Linked DNA regions of Mus musculus: region 1 is linked to region 2. The links are chromatin loops, found by intact Hi-C in ENCODE. Cell type or tissue: left cerebral cortex. All regions are shown on one strand. Links, peaks and the distances in the headings refer to the core of each region. The heading gives the core; the rest is flanking DNA.

What was found. Hi-C counts contacts between places; a loop is a spot of excess contacts. Peaks named below come from ENCODE experiments on the same cell type or tissue, not always from the same donor. Only the 100,000 strongest peaks of a DNase experiment are listed, where the experiment ranks them.
Region 1: it touches region 2 in a loop (10-fold over the local background); 10 of 42 quality-filtered maps call a loop at or near these places.

The regions. Positions count from the first base shown.
Region 1 is chr5:35,519,770-35,528,091 of GRCm38, reverse strand. Cpz (carboxypeptidase Z) reads left to right here and starts at 2,466. Exons shown (of 11, transcript NM_153107.2): 1 at 2,466-2,659. The coding sequence starts at 2,557. In left cerebral cortex, for the core only: a CTCF peak has its summit at 4,196 (motif pointing left); a DNase peak (open chromatin) is centred at 4,184.
Region 2 is chr5:35,709,690-35,718,011 of GRCm38, reverse strand. It overlaps Sh3tc1 (SH3 domain and tetratricopeptide repeats 1), which reads left to right. Exons shown (of 18, transcript NM_194344.2): 6 at 936-1,082; 7 at 1,693-1,903; 8 at 2,910-2,986; 9 at 3,754-3,949; 10 at 7,018-7,151. Among named protein-coding and RNA genes, the nearest start is that of Gm31888, 6.3 kb to the left of the region's middle. In left cerebral cortex, for the core only: a CTCF peak has its summit at 4,102 (motif pointing right); DNase peaks (open chromatin) are centred at 3,828 and 4,111.

The DNA.
Region 1 (8,322 bases), core at 34-8,033, 190 kb after region 2:
AGCTTCCCCTGCTGGTCACCTAGCTCAATCCTGGCCGTGCAGAAGCTGCTCTGTCCTGAGGCCTCTGTTGTGCCTGGCTGCCTGCTCTGGTCTAGAGCTTCAGTCAGATGGAGAGGATGCAGTCCCTTCTCCATTGGGAAAGTGTAACCCTGTCTGTGTCTTCCTCTTGAAGAATAGCTTAATAGGGGGACTGCATTGTCTTGGCTGATGAGCCAGAGGTTGGGTTAGAAGGGAGATCTTGGTGCCAGGACATCTGGGGTCTGGAGGGTGATGATGGTAGCTCTGTGGAGCCTATTTTATCAAGTCGGAAGGGCTGTGGTCTCTAAGCTGCATGGGTTCCTATGTACTGCTGAGGATGAAGACCAAGCCCCCACCGAGGGCTGCACAGCCAGGTCCCACAGCTGCATGCTTTTGTGCGTGAGACTCAAACCTGCTGGCAGAAGGGGATAGCAGCAGACCCGCAGTTCCCACAGCCTGCCCACTGCCAGCTGGACTCAGAGATGAGGGCCTTAGCCAGGAGCCCCTCCAAAGGGAAGGTCAAAGGTAGGAGCTTGGGAGGCTAGTGGGCAGACATAAGTTGCCGCAGACCCTCAGGGTCCCTTTGTCTGCGTGGAATGGGTCTCTGGGCAAAGCATCGGTAGAGTGACAGACAGACCAACATGAGAGATTGTGTAGAATCTGAATGTATTCTCACAAAGTGAACATCAGTCTTATATAGTACAGAAAATACAAGGGGTCAGAAGTCACAGCAGGCAAGGTACATTGAAGTTACCTGATACAAAACAAAGGAATGACTACAAAGGGACTTACAGGAACCAGGTAAATGTTTACAGTAAAGATAAAGCAGTCCTGCCTAGGGTCGCTTAGTGACAGGTAAGGATTTCACATTCTAGTGTTATACCTTTGAACCTTGTGAAGGCTAGCACCAGGGGGTACTGCTCTTGGCAGACCTCAAGAATAATGCAATATCACAACCCCCCTAATTCCTAGGCCTTGCTAAATTCTTATATGAGTGTAACTTTTAAGTAACTGGAGAATCTTCATTTGTCAGGAGAATTCACCAACTTGCTTCTAATATGCAATGTAGCCTGTACTAAAGATTTCTATCTCAGTGGGATTCCCTGGCTCTTTTATGGTTAAAAGAGAACTCATAGTTCCATACACCAGACTAACGCGGGAATAGAGTATGAGTATGTGGGTAAATGATAACACCAAAACTCCAGGAGGTGAGTTTCTATGAAACTCTTTGCCTCATGAGTGGCTTTAGGCTTCTCAGCCTGTCAAGCGGACTGGACTGGAGGGTGTGACAATAAGTGCCCTTGCAAGGGAAAAGCTGAGCTGAGGTGGGTATGGCCCTGCTACCTTGAAGGGCTCTGACTTGAAGAGCTATGGAAGTGGACTGTGCACCCTGTGAGTAGGAGGATCTCATTCAGTGACAGACTATAACCTTTCACCCAAGGCTAAGTGGCTTGTCCACAGCCTCCAGCTATCCAGGACAGTTGATAAAGGATGCCCATGAAGGCATATGGCCCCAAATGTCATCTGGGCCAAATACTTCTACTAAGTGCTACCTTGGTGTCCCACAGGTATTGTCCCCAAGCTTGTGACATGTGCACACTGACTGGACCATAGCAGTGGGGCAGTGAGAAGGGGCTGGCAGGCAGATTTGCACAGAGCTAGACATCTGTGTCAGGGTCTGTCCTGCACCAAATGGTAAGGCCTAGAAGGAGAGCACACAGAGCTCCTGGCCATCTTTCCTTGGGTGCTGGCAGCCTTAGCGATCTACCCAGTGAGTTCTAAGTGGGGGAAGGCGAGGGCTGGGGACCAGCTGTATAGGAGTCTCTAGAGTTTGGTCACCAGTGGGCTGTTGCCTCCCCACCTCATGACATTGCCTTCAGGCCACCTTCTGGGGTAGATGCACAATCCTTCAGGAAGGTCCTCTGAGCTAGGTCCCTGCTGGGTCCTGCAAGTGGTGGAATCAAAGTTCGGGGGACTTTTCTGGAACACAGCCCCACACAGAGGATCAGAGCACTGACAGCATCAAGGCAGGGGTGCGATGGTACCAGCACCTTGGCTCCACACGCAGCTTCCCTGGGAGAGAATCCACACAGGGGACAGGCATGAGAGACCCAGTCAACCTCATTTAGCTGGCTCTGACCAAGGCCTGGCTCACTTCCAGCTGGGGTCAGCTCTGGGCCAGGACCCATCTCTACTTCTGATGCTGTCTCCACCCGCCCACAAATCAAAGTCTTTAGGCCAAATCAGCAAGCATTTGACGACTAGCTCCCCAGAGCCTCCCATAAGAGGGCAAGTCCCTTTCTTTAGGAGGCGGAGTTCCTGGAGGGTTAGGGGGCAGGTTGGCTTTTATCTGCCTTTCCTCCTCCTCCCCGTTAGAATCCCTTCTCCAGTGTCTGGCGCTGCCGGTTGTAACCCGACTCCTGAGCCCGCTCCTCACCCCTCCCCCCCTCCTCAGCCGAAGGGCCCAGCAGCGCCTCTCGCGCTCCCCGAGTGCCACATCACTGCGCCCTCCCGCGCATCCGTGCATCTGTGCCCACCATGCCGACAATGCCGCTGCTGCTGGCCGCGCTGGCTGCGCTGGCCGTGCTGGCCCTTGCCGCGCGCCCCAGCCCCAGCTGCTCGCCTGGACCCGACCCCTCCGGTAGGGTCCCAGCCGCCCCTGTGGGTAGATTTAGATACCCCTTTCTCCAGCCACCTGGGAACTTTTCTCTCCTTGTAGGTCGCATTCTGTCACCTGGGTAGAATATCCTGAAGGTGCCACATTGAGACCTTAGCCAGTACAGAAAACTTTGCTGGGGCACTGAGCTGTCTCAGCATCTGAGCCAGAGACCCCGGGGGAGACGGTTCGGCTGCAGGCATCCAGCACCGCCACGGCAGAGCAGGCACCTGGCCTGGTGGGATCCGAAAGTAGGTCAGAGTGAGCAGGTGCCAGGACTTCAGGACAAGGCGGTCTGAGTCCCCTGTCCTTCCAGGAATGGGTAGGTGCTGGCCACAGCAGACTCCTGACTTCAAAACTCCTGGCTGCAATGAGGATAACTTTTTATTTCCGGAAGTAGCCCTGAGAAGGGTGGAATGTTTCGGCAGGGATAGGACAGGGAGAAGGAGGGACACCCAGGGATCACAACGGAGGGTCCTGAGGATGGGTTTGGAGTTCTGGACTCCGTTCTGGTGCCTCTGCCCCTCCAGAAGTTGGGCTCCAGTTTCCCTCTTATTTGGTTGGGGATACATTTAGTTCACATCCTTTATGTCTTTATCAACAACAGCCACCTGAGTCTAGTCGGAGCCCCTAGGGTCTTTGGAGCCCATGGTATCAGCTGTAGAATTTTAAGAGCTAAGATTTGTGGTCACCTGAGAGGCTGTCTGCTCCAGCTACACAATGCCTCTTTTCTTTGCCCTCAGCCTGGGGCTTCCTCCCTACCCTTGGCCTCCCCCAGCCCTCTATCCATCCTCCTGTAGGATAGACAAGTAAAATACAGGTCAGTGGGCAAGTGTGTACATGTGCAAGCATGTTTGGGCCTGTGTGCAGAGCATGGCTGTGGAGCGCTGCTAGAACTTTCAGTGGAGGGCCTTTCTCTGAACCTTTGGTATCCCAGAAAATGCATAGATTCAAAACCTGCTACAGGAAGCCTTTCCTGGCCTGCTCCGCACCAGGAGTACTAGCCCCAGCCCAAGGCTGCCTTACAGACACCCATTTCCTCACTGAGACAGGACACGCAGGTGAGCTCTGTCCCTGCCTGGGCTGAGAACCACGACACATCAGGGAATATTTCTGGAGGGAGGGACAACTTTGGGTCCAGTCTTCCTCTATAGGCACATGCATGGAAGTTTAGAAGGCTTTCAGATCTGGAAATTTCTGGGTCAGCCCGGCAACTTCCACCCAGGCTGCACGTCTAAAGGTGGCCACACACCCCACCTTCTCCCTATCTCTATGTCCCAGGGGCTTGGAGCAAGCCTGGTGGACACCTCTCAGCTCAGTCGTTTCACTGATGGAGGACTCTTCATTGAGCCTGAGTCTGGGTTCACAGCCTGAGTCCTTTACTCTGCCGTGATTGGGGGCAGGCATCCTGCTCTATCCCAGGGCGCTCTGACCACTCTGCCGGGCAGTTGAAAAGGGAATGCTGGACTAAGAGCAGCTTCTGTCCCTGCCTTGAAGAAATGCTGCCACCTTGTGGGTGATGTTGGTAAGCCATGTGGACCGCTAAGAAGGAAAGAGAATAATAATGTAAAAAAATCCAATTATCTGAAAGATTACCTCAATATTTCCTCATTGGCATACAATTATGACTGGAATATGATCTAGGTTGCTTTCTATTGCTGTTGTAAGTCACCTCAACCAAAAGCAACTTGGGGTCTGTTTGGCTTACACCTCCTGAGGGACATTAAGGCAGAAACCTAGAGTCAGGAGCTGATGCAGAGACCACAGAGGCATGCTGCTTACTGGCTGGCTTCCCATGGCTTCCTTAGCTTATTGCTTACACACGCCAGGCCCACTCGCCTAGGGTGGCACCGTCCCCAGTTGCCAAACCCTCCACATCAATCATTGACTAAGAAAATCGTCACATTGCCTACGGGCAATCTGATGGGGGCCATCCCTCCCTCAGTTGAGGTTCTCTCTCCCCAGCTTGGGTAAACTTGATCAACAAAACAAAACATGATATCACAGAACAAGTCGCCTTCTTTTAAAACCACTAAGTCTGAATTTTATTGTGGATCTTTCCACTTACAGTGGCGGCTGGTTTCTACTTTCTGGTCTTGGGCCCTGGACACCCACATTCAGTGTGTGGCTATCAGACAGGATGGAGTGGCTTTAGAGTCTGCAGCAGGCTCTATATATTCTAAGGAGCTGTAGGTTCAGGCATCTGGAGTTTTTCAGGATGTGTTGTGGGCGGCAGGAGGTGAGCGGGCAGTGGTGATGAGCCACAGTGTCTATGGCTATGACACAACGATGGCAAGATGGAGCGCCTTTGAGTAAGTAGCTCCATCCTTTGCTCTGTGCATGAACATCAAAGGCCTGGAGAGACTCGCCCAGCTGGGGGAGGTGCTGTTTCATTCTTTAGATGGCTGTGTAATCCCTTAGGCACATGGCCTTACTCTGGGTCCCTCCTCTGTCCCACTTCAACTTTACCATAACCAGAAGAGATCTCAAATTCTGAGCTGCTAATGGATCTCCCTTAGGGATAGGGTCTTTGATGCTGACCTATACCTGATGGTGAGCACTTTTAGAGGTAAAGTGGGGTACCAGGCACAGATTGGAGCGAGGCAGTCATAAGTCACGGACACTAGGAGACTTTGGAGCTAGACAAGGCAAGGAGTCCTCTGTGGCCCCTTAGCAGTTGCACGCTGGTCACACTTGGCTCTGACTGCAGCATCCAGAGCTTTGGTGGGGTGAATTTCCACTGCTGTAACCCACTTAATCTGGGGTGTTTTGTCATGGCAGCTCTAGCAGACGGGTCTGCCATCTTTGGTATGGTGGAGGCCTGGAAGTAGGTGGGGGTTAGCTTGGTGGTTGCCTGCCCCTGGCCACCCCTTTGAGCCCCGATCAAGTGCTGTTGCCTAAGAGGTCACCTCCTTCTACACGCTGTGTGCCCAAGCTATGTCATACTGACACACCCATGAGTTACCTCATCTTCCCCTCAGCTGCCCTACCAGACAGCACTACTGTTTCTCCTCAGTGTTCAACAAGGAAACAGCATGGGGCACGTTAATCTCTGAATGTGTTTCCTCACCTGTGAGCCAGAGAGAATGGACTGGTGATGAAGCCATCAGGTTCTCTTTCCTGATCCCTGAACTGTGGTCCAATCTCAGGGCTGGGGTCCTCGGTGGCTTTGCAGAACAGCTTGGGTACAGCCAGCACCTGGTGGCCTTGCCTTAAGTCTGCCTGCAGGTGGCAGAGGACTCAGGGTCAAGTTCAAGTTGATTTTTCTACTTATCCCTCATCACGGTCTCACTGAACACCCAGGCTCCTACAGAGTGAGCCTTGCTATGCACTGTGCGAGCCTGGAGCTGCAGGAGCAAGGGTGGAGCAGTGTGTGTGACTGAAAGCATCCTCCTAAGCTGACTGGGTTCCTTCCAGCATCCACCTTGGTCCAAAGTCAATGTAGAGCAAGCAGCAGCCAGACTGTGAGTCCTGGGGGTGGAATCTCTGGATGCAATGTTTCACAGGGCCCTGTACAGGGTGGAAGTCACACCAGGTCCCTCACGGGATCCCTCCTCACGTCCTGACATTGTAGATCGCTTTGCTTCACTGACCGCAGATGATGCTACCCTGCTCTGGGCAGAGGTCGGGTCAGTTTCTCTTCACTGTTCTTGACAGTGTTGACATCCTGTGTCCTCCTGCTGTGGGCCGTGAGAGCACATGTCAGGGACACTTAGAACCACAGAGTTTAGCAGCCTTCTGAGCTGGGCCAGCCAGGTGCTTCGAGATCCCTGCATGAGGAAGGTAGGGCCTTGAGCCATGTGTATGTGCGGCAGGGGGCTTGACCCCCCCCCTTTTGCTTGCTTGTGCTCAATCCACACATGTTGTAGTGGGTTTGTTTTTAGGGGTAGGCACCTGCAGACTTTTATATTGGGGATAAAGGCTGTGGTCCTCCCCAGGGGTACCTGCTAAGGACATTCACAAGACAACCTGTTTTGTTAGTTTGGCCTGAAGCAGGGACAGTGAAAACAGATATTGCTAACTGTGGGATGGTGTCCTTAGGCTACATCGTTGTTAGATGTGGGTCATCTTCTAGAACTTTCATACTATATTCCTAAAGTGATTACTATAAGCCTCATATAAAAACCCATAAGAATAGAAAAGTGAGACTCATCCAGGCTCCCGCTGTGTGGGTGGGTGAACCCGGAGCCACCCGGGCCAGAGGCTGGGCTCCTCTGTTATCCACTGCACTGACTCATGACCTGGGCTCTTTACAGCATAGTGAGGAGGAGGAGGGAGAGGAGGAGGAGAGGGAGGAAGAAGAGGAGCAGCAGGAGGAAGAGGAACAGGAGGAGGAGAAGGAGGGGAGGGAGGGGAAGGAGGAAGGGAGAGAGGAGAAGGAGAGGGAGGAGGGGAGGGAGGAGAAGGAGAGGGAGGAGGAGAGGGAGGAGAAGGAGAGGGAGGAAGGGAGGGAGGAGAAGGAGAGGGAGGAGGAGAGGGAGGAGAAGGAGAGGGAGGAGGGGAGGGAGGAGAAGGAGAGGGAGGAGGAGAGGGAGGAGAAGGAGAGGGAGGAAGGGAGGGAGGAGAAGGAGAGGGAGGAGGAGAGGGAGGAGAAGGAGAGGGAGGAGGGGAGGGAGGAGAAGGAGAGGGAGGAGGAGAGGGAGGAGAAGGAGAGGGAGGAAGGGAGGGAGGAGAAGGAGAGGGAGGAGGAGGAAGAAAAGGAGGAGGAGCAAGAGGAGGAGGAGCAGGAGGAGGAAGAGAGGGAGAAAGAGAGGGAGGAGAAGGAGAGGGAGAAGGAGAGGGAGGAGGGGAGGGAGGAGGAGCAGGAGCAGGAGGAAGAGAAGGAGGAGGAGGAGCAAGAGGAGGAGGAGCAGGAGGAGGAGGAGAGGGAAGAAGAGAAGGAGGAGGAAGAGGAAAGGGAGGAGGAAGAGGAGGAGGAGGAGAGGATGTCCTGGAGTACCAGGGGCTTCTTGTGGCCTGAGTACACACCAAGATCTACACCATAAAAGAGTCTGTGTGACTCCCTGATAGCTGAGAGGGTAGAAACTGGGCATGCCGTGCACTCCTGTAGTCCCAGCATGTGAGAGAGAGGAGGAAGGTAAGGAGTTGAAGATCATCTGCAGCTACACGGGGCATACAAGATCACCTGGGCTACAAGGGACCCTGTCTCAAACCACCAAAACCAACTCCCTATCTCAAAGATATTAAAAACCTCAGCTACCCTCTGAATGCCGCAAGGGTATGGTGTCTCAAATGCTGCCTGTCTCACAAGAACCTGGGAGTAGGATCCCAAATTGAGGCAGCCTTGCACATTGTAGGTATACTGTGCACAGTGGGTTTTGGTAACCAGGGTGGGGCCGAGTCTTTGCTGCTTTCTCTCTAGGTAGCAGGCATAGGTGGCTCACTCCTATGTCCATCTGCTGCATGACTTTAGATCTTGAGAGAAGCCTATGGGTGCCATGCCCCTCCAGGCTCCTGGTCACTGCCAGGTTCCATCTGCACAGGACAGAATACAGGCATTTGTTGTAGTCCCTATGCCAGAGGGTCCATCTCCCCTCCCATGCAGGCACACCTGCTCCTGAAAGACCCCTCTTTTGGCCATGGTCATTCTACCACACTTCTGGCCCTTCCCTGCACAAGCCATCAGAGTGCTTCCAGATCCTCCACCA
Region 2 (8,322 bases), core at 89-8,088:
GTCCAGGAATGTGGGCCAACACAGACTCATAAATTTACTTAAACTGCGAGATTTTGGCTGGGATCAAAGGGTGTGCGACCAGGAGGGAGAAGCAGATGAGTCTCTGAGTTCAAGGCCAGCCTGGTCTAAAGAGAGAGTTCCAGGATGGCCAGGGCTACACAGAGAAACCCTGGAAAAAGAAATCAAACCGAACCGAACCAAAAGCCAGGAGATTTTAAGAAATTGATTATGCAGTGTTTCCCAGTATGATTTGTAAGACTTTGGAGATGACAACAATGTGTTCATACCTGCGGCTGTGTCTCTGTGGAAGCCATTGGGTCACATTTCTCAGCACTCCAGGCAGACAGGGAGGAGCCACCAGAAGTTGGTGCATTGCTCAGTCTCGTGAGTCAGCTTGTTCTTTGTCCACCTTCTAGGCACCACTGGGGACTGTGCCACCCTGAAGACAATGCCCGTTTAGTTCCTGTCCTCAATGTCCACCCACATTTGTTGAAAATGAAAGGTTCTCTCTGCATTTGCCCTGACTTTATAAAGGGAGTGTGGCTATGCCTCCTAGCTAAGCAGTACTTGATAAAGGGATGGCCCCTGTGCAGGCCATGACACCCAGCATCTCACAGGCCTGTGCAGGAATGATGGAAATGATCATGGAGGGCACTGGTAGTGACACTGGGCCATGGGCATCTCAGAGTGCCTACAGGGCTCTGCACCCTTGACATCTCTGAATCCCAAGGCACAACAAGGACAGATGATAGAGTAGTTATGAAGTTATAACCCTAACAGCCAGGACAGTGAGATAGGGCTCCGTAGGGTATGGAGGTACTGGGATATTCCCAGGGAAGAATAGCATGTCAGGGACCTCTCCAGGTCCGGTGTTTGAGGTCATGGGGTCCCCTGACCCCCCCTGGAGCCTGTGGGTGACAATCCTGGCCTTGCAGGCTTCACACACCACTGCCTGGAGAACCTGCTGGTAGACCAGACCTTCTGGCTGCTTTCCCCCAGTGAGGAGGAGGAGACTGCCATCCTCATGTATGTAAACAAGGATGCCTTGAAGCAGACACACAAGAACCTCCTCACACAGGAAGGTAGGCAGCAACCATGACCTTGGTTAAATCACACAGGGCTGGGGACACTGTGGGGGAACGGGAGTGTCTTGGGTGGGGGGAGATGTAGCATAAGATGCCCTCTATACACTGTCATTGGTTAAAAAAATGTTTATGGCTCCCCAAAAAGGTGAGATGTGAGGAGGAAGGTGAGAAAGAGTTTGTCTGCTATGCTCACACTTGCCTGAGATGTGAGATGTTGGCCCCATAGAGGAAGGGCCTTGAGTCCCCAGGAAGGACCCTCAGGGCTGCTTTACCTCCCTGGCATGGGTAGACACCCAGATGAGCTCCTTGATAACCGTCCAAGCACTAAGGAACATGGGAATCCCATGTCTATCTCTGAACAGTGCAGGTGGGGACTAAGGCCCAGAGAGAATCCTAGTCGGCCTCATAGCCTCAGTTGAACTGAGGCTGGACTTCCTTCGGGCCTTCAGACAAGGGTATCCTGGGAAGAAGAGGGTGGAGTGGGCTCCTGCATGGGGCTCTGTTCTCCTCACCATGAGTCTTGGGGCTGGGGCTGGCAGCTTTCCTGTTTAACAGAACCACGACTGTCCTGCGGGTCACTCTGATGACCATATCTGTCCTTTCAAAGGGTCCATCTTTGTTCTGTGTCCTGACCACCGAGTAAGAAGGACGATAGGACCCAAAGGTGCAGGGAAGGGTCCCCAGACCCTCAGACGGGCTTCGGGAGTCCCTCTGGGAGTGGCAATCCTGGAAACAGACTCCTCATCACCCACACCCAACATGTCCTCCAATGTGGAAGCAGCAGAGGCCGAACCAGAGCCCTTGACTCCATTTCACCAGTAGGTACCAAACTGGAGTCCTTATTCTGAGGCCCTGGGTGGTGCGGGACCTCATGGACCCTACTCCATCTGTAGATGCTGGGTGTCCAGAGAGACACATGACTCAGGCAGAGGACAGAGCCCTCTGGGCCCTCCTGCTGCTTCATGTAGTGTGGCTGGAAGTTCAATCAGGCATCTGACTGCTTGGAGGAGAAATGACGTCTCCGAGGCTCTACTGCCTAGGGGACGAGGGGAGAGTTGAACGTAGCACATGCTACTTGCCATGCTCACTCTGGAGGGTCACATTCAAGGCACAGACACAGAAATCTGCATGAAGGGAGACTGAAGGAAGTCAAGCCAGAGGTTAGAGGAGAGGGAACATGGGGACTCCTGTCCACGGCTGTGCAGGGAGTGCAAACTTGCTAGGAGCTTCCTGGCCACCAAAGCCAAAGGAGAAAGTTCACCTCTTAGGTAGCCATGCCTTTGAAGTGACAGCTGTGGCTGGAGGGCTCTCCTTGGAGAAAGGATGAAGCTTCTCCCCGGAACATTCCCTATGCACTGGGGCTAATGGCTGTTCCATCAGGGGATACAGTATGCTCTTTAGTGTAAGGATCTCCATAGAAGAGGGCCTGCAGTAATCAGTCAAGATTTCTGGAGAGGTTGGGTTCCAAGGCAGGGTCAGTTTGACCAGGCCACATAGCAGATGAGAATCCAGGAGACCCAGTGTTGAAATTCAGGCCTTTGTCTAGGCTGCAGGCCTTTACAATCTGTTGGCCTTGCCTGCTCCAGGAGAGTGGCAGGGCAAGTACTTTGGGGGTGGGGGGAGGGATCTGCAGGGCCCATGGTATCAGGTGTGGTACTACACACAGCAGCCTCAGGGCTGCACATCTGGGCAGGTATGTGGGAGGGGTGCGATTCATGTGTGTCCCCAAGGTGCGATTCATGTGTGTCACTCCTAAGCAGTCTGGAGGATATACTTGTCCCTCATCCAAGCCTCTACAGCATAGATCTCTTTTCCCTACTCTAGGTGGACTCTCAGGGTCCCATGGGATCCCATCGATGAATCCATGAGTGGACCTGGGACACCTGATGCCCAGCTCATGAGTGAGTGTCAGACTTCCCTCCTTGGGGGAGAGGCAGCTGAAGAAGGTAGCCGAGACTAGTATTCTGGAAGTTTCTGCACTTGTCCTGATTGTCCCCTAAGCCCAAAGAGGAAGCTAGCATCCCTTCTACAATACTCAGGATTACTTAAAGCTCAGAGAGGTTCGGGGCTCAACTAAATTGCCCAGCACCTGGGGAAATAGGCTGGGACTCTTCTCTCACCTCACAGACACAGGAATGTAGCATCTCAAGATACCTCATTGAGTCTGGCTCATTGGGAGACCTTAAGCTTGGCTGGCTGGCTAGACTCTGGTAGAATCTATGAGGTAGGATGGAGGATGGATAGGCTATCTGGCCCTGTCCTGGGCCTTCCCTGTGAGGAGCTGGTCCTGCAGCCTGCCTGTCAGCTCCTGGGGGCACAAGGAGAAGCAGATTTCTTTGTCCCTTTGGAGCCAACTGGTGTTTGGATGGTCCCTGTGTCCGCTAAGTATACACAGGGCCCTGTGGGTGATGGGAGAGCCTAAGATCTAAGGTGCATGAGGCAGAGATCTGTGCCTGGAGGTTGGTGGCCCAGGACAGAGTTCACCAGTGTCTCAGCCTCAGTGGCCCATATGGTATGAGGATCAAACTGCCCTTCTGAGGACCAGCAACCTCCAGAGTCAGGCTTCATTTCACATACCTCTGGCCATGCAGAGACACCAGCATGAGTCTGAGGCTACCCTCTGTGCCTACAGGGCCTCAGCTCTAACCACATAACCTTCTTTCTGCAGGGTTTGGCCTGGCCTCTGCGATAGCTGACTTCCAGGGCTCAGGCCCCGAAGAGATGTCCTTCAGCGTTGGTGATGTCATCGAGATCCTCGGTGCCCAGGTGCCTGGCCTGCCCTGGTGTGTGGGCCGGCACATGGCCTCTGGCCAGGTGGGCTTTGTGAGGACTGGCCTCGTCAGCATGCAGGGCCCGGCATCTGAGTGAGTGGCAGAGGCCCCTTTCCTGAACCCCACACTGCTCCTGCGGGGATCCTGCCACCCTCTGTTAGCCTCTCAGGAACCACCAGCGCGCTGTCCTGGGCAGCTCCTTCCTTCTCCACTGGGCCTGGCTCAGCCTTTCCAGGATGCCACCAGAGGGCACTGTGTGACTGTATAGTGTGCTTATCCGCAGTGTCAGCTCTACAGCTTTGGTGAAAAGGGTCACATGCTAGGTATAGCCTCCAAGGCAGGAGCCTGGGGCTGAGGTAGAGCAGCTGAGCTGCTGTGGTGTGTGGCGTGCCCCTTCCTGTCAAGACTCACTCCCCCTGGCCTGCTCCTCCCTGCCTTCTGCTGAATCCTGCAAGTTCCTGCTGGCTCCTCACCCTTGTCTGTCTCCTGTGAGACACTTGCTGTCCTACTGTGCATCCCACCAGCTCCCATCTGCCTGACCTTAGCTAGTCACAGCCACAGGGACCCAATTTCCAAAACTAGTTGCCTTCCAGTTCCCGGGAGACAGGCATTTTGAAGGTTCTCCGTGTTTACCCTTCAGTATAAAGCCCTGCGAAGCCTCTGGACCCGGTCTCCATGGCCTCCGGTTTCACTTGCCATCAGCCCCCCAAGGCTAGATGCAAGGCAGCTCACCCTTTCTCCGCTCTGAACAGATGCGGGTGACTCCACTGTTATCAGGTTCTTTGGGGGGGGGGCCTGCCAGCCTATAATCCCACCTATAATCACCAGTCCCTGTCCCTGTCCTATCCCCCAGAGAACCCTGTCTGCACCTGCTCCAGGTGAGGGGACTTCCAGGGGAGTGCTCCAGTCCTTTCTGGGCTAACTCTGTACAGATTTGAGCAATGGTGGGTGGCGAGTGTTTGGGGAGTGGACAGTGAGTCTAGCTGAGGCCACCCTTGGTCAGCTCATGGTTTCCTTTGACAGGACCTCAGTCAAGGAGCCTGGAGAGACAGGTGTATGCTCTCTGCTTCTGTCCCCTCTATAGCCATGCCTTCCTCAAACTGGGTTTGCTGGGGACTGGATGCCATATGCAACTCTCAGATGCAGTTTCTAAGGCAGCAGCCATCACTGAGTCCATTTCCTTCTGTACCCTGATTTAAAGCATCCTATCATCTGTCACTTAGACCAGGAGGACACTGGCAGGACCTGTGTGCTGATCAAACTTAGAGCAGCATTTCCTGGTACTCTATCAAAATGTCAGTGTGCACACAGGATGGGGGCACAGTCTGTCTACACGCCTTTTGGGACACCTCCACAGACTCTCCACTCAGCTCCAGTGACAGAATTCTGGGCTCTCCTGTATTGCACAGTGTCACGTCATGGTGACCTCATTAACTCAGCTGTTTCTTGAGAACAGCTGAGTGGCTCGTGACTTATGTCTCAAGGTCTCTCATTACAGAGATAGCACAGCTCTAAGGAGAATGTTTACTCTGTTGCTGGGCCTTTTGACAGATGTGGGGGTCCTTGTGGCTTCAACAGTTCCAAACTTAACAGAAGTCAGGGTTGGAAGAGCACGGATCTGGTCCGTTCTTCCCTGTCTCCCTAGAGTGTTAGAGGTGTTGACATCATCTTTCACAGCAAGGGACTGTACCTACTTCTCTGTCATTCCAGTATTTCTGGTGTCTCTCCTGCCCTGAACCTGGAAGCTTCCAGCTTGGTAACAGCCCAGAGGTTCCTCTCCTGTCTTGATGCGATCTCGGATTTACAGAACAAGAAGAACACAGCCACAACCTGTCCCTTACCTGCTGGTGGCTGAGAACGGTTTCTCACCTTGGTTGCTTTCTCTTCTTTTTCTCTCTTCCTTGTGCTTGTCCTCCGAGCCTTTGAGGATAAGTTATACAAGTTAAGGCCCTTTGCCCCATTGAAGAACTGCCTCTTGAAGCCAGGATCTCAAGTATAACCACAGGACAGGTATCAAAAACCAAGACACCTTGCCACCACGATGTTCACAAGCAAAGATGATTCCAGCACGCATGTCACACTCACTGTGTCACCCGTTCCACCCTAGCAGCCTTCAGTCACCTTTTCCTCTCTTCTGTTTCTGAAGCAGAGGCTCGCTGGGTAGAGACCGGAAACTGCGCTGTGTTTTCTTTGAAGCTTATTAGTTTCACAGTGTCCTGCTGACTTACTCATACAGGCAAAATCGCCTCCTTCCTCTGTCTTCTTCCTTTTGTGCCTCTGACCTTTCCCTGTTTCCTTTGCCTGACTTCATGGCCACATGAGCCCTGTCCTTGTGTTGGGTACTGTGAGAAGGATGGTGGTTTCACAGGGGAGAGTTCAAGTGGGCTTTGAGAATCTGCCTGGCACTCAACCTTCCCAGGATCTTTATAATCTAAATATTTCTATCTCTATCTCTCTACATCCATATATATAGAGAAAGGTCATTTTTTTCATGTGTACGAGTGTTTTGCCTGCCTATGTGTCTTTCTGTACACACATGGATGCTTCATGCCTGCGGAGGACAGAAGAGGGTATGGAATCCCCTGGACTCAAGTTGTAGATGGTTGTGTTTGGAAAACAGACTCAGTCCTCTATGACAGTAACAAGTACTCTTAACTTCTGAGCTCTCCCTCAGGCCCGTTTACAGGCTTTCTTATTCTGGGCTCAGCAAAGGTCCCCTCAAGGGCAGGTTTTGTTTCTGTTTAGTGTCTTCATTGAGGTTGAGTGGGGCCAGCAGTCTGATGGGGGAGAAGATCCAGATCTGACTGTGAAATTTTGTCAAAAAAGACAAAACCACAAGTTGAGCTGTGGAGATAATTGGCTGCTGATTAAGATCCCTGAATCAGAAGTCTCTCCATCCTATGATAGAGAATACAGCTCCCAGGGGGCCGTGGCCTCCGTGAGATAGCAAGGAAATGCAATGGAACGAGCCACCTGGCTCACACAGGAGGGAGACTCAGCTGGCCTGTGGCTCTGTTCCAAAGTCCTGGAAGGACACTAAACTTGGTTAACCTAAAGATGACTTTCTTGGCCCAACTCCATCTGCCCACTCACACTGGGCCTCCTGGGCTTTGAGAAAATTTGTTCTTCTAAATAAGGTGGTTTGCTTTTTATCTTCCTAGCCTGGAAAGTGCCATTTTCCTCAGTGAGGAAGAAAGGTCATTCTTCAGAAGTGAGGGCCACTTCTCAGACGAAGATGCCCGGCGGCTCCTGAGCAGGACATCTGGCACAGATGTGTGCACCACATGCAGCCTGGGTAGGTACAGGGAGTGTGGCACCTCTGGTCTCTCTGTAAGCTGTGGAGACAAGATTGTGCTGCTAAGTCATTTTAACCTAGAGTCTTCCCCCGGGCAGATTCCTGGAAGAGCAGAAACTGGCATAAAGGGTGTGGGCCAAATGTTTTGCAAATGGGTGGAGCCCAATAGTCTGGTCAAGGCCACACATGACTGTCAGACTCTGCCCTCCCTGCCCGAGCTGGGTTGATGTACTATTGCCTTAGTCCCAAGAGAGCTGGACGTGGGCTGGATACTTCTGGCTCTTTCTGAACTCCCTAGGGACCCTCTCTTCCCCTCCCTTTCCAACTATGCAGCCTCCCTCAGGCCATCCTCCAAAGAAGCAGTGAAAGCCACACTAGGGATCAGGGCAAGGCAACCCTGTGTCCTCAGGGTTGGGTACAGACAACAACCTGGCTTAGAATCCAAAGACGGCAGGGACTGGTGACACAAGGAAGTAGTCCTGAGGCTCTGGGTGTTGAAGGAGCCTATGTCCTGTCATCAAGCACCAGATGCAGACACACTGGGCCCTTAGCTTCTGTGGACAGGAAAATGTGGGGCCCCATTATGATCTGACAGCACCTTTACCAGCACTGAGGCTGGTCCTCTGCCTGTGCTGGTCAGACTCACTTCTCCAGCTCAGGCAGAACTGGCTTCATGACTGTTGGTTGGCCTGGGCACTTGACCTCTAGAATTCCAGGACCTAGAACTTCCAAAGGTGGTGCCCTTCCTCTTCTGCACGTTGTTGTCATGCATGTCTTCTTCAGTGCTTTTCCTCATTTGGTAGCTATGGCAACCCAGCAGGCAGTTAGTGCTCACCCAAGTAAGTGGGAATGAGGGTTCAAGTGCCACCCTGGGTGACAAGCAACCTACAAAAGGAGCTCAAGCCGGTTTGTTCTGCTGCTTGGCGTCTGTGCCTGTGCTCGCTGTGAAGCTGACAATGATCACAGGCACCCCCAGTAGGCGTGGGGGCGGGGGAAGGGGCACCCGAGGTAGACATGTGCTCCCTTGCCTGGAGACATCTGAGAACATGGGTTCTCTGGCCCTGATCACCATAGGTGCTAGTGACTACACAGCTTGCATTCACCTGGCCACACGAGGCAGAACACGGGGCACAGGTAGAGGAAGTGACTGTTGCCCTTTTCCCTTTCCTTC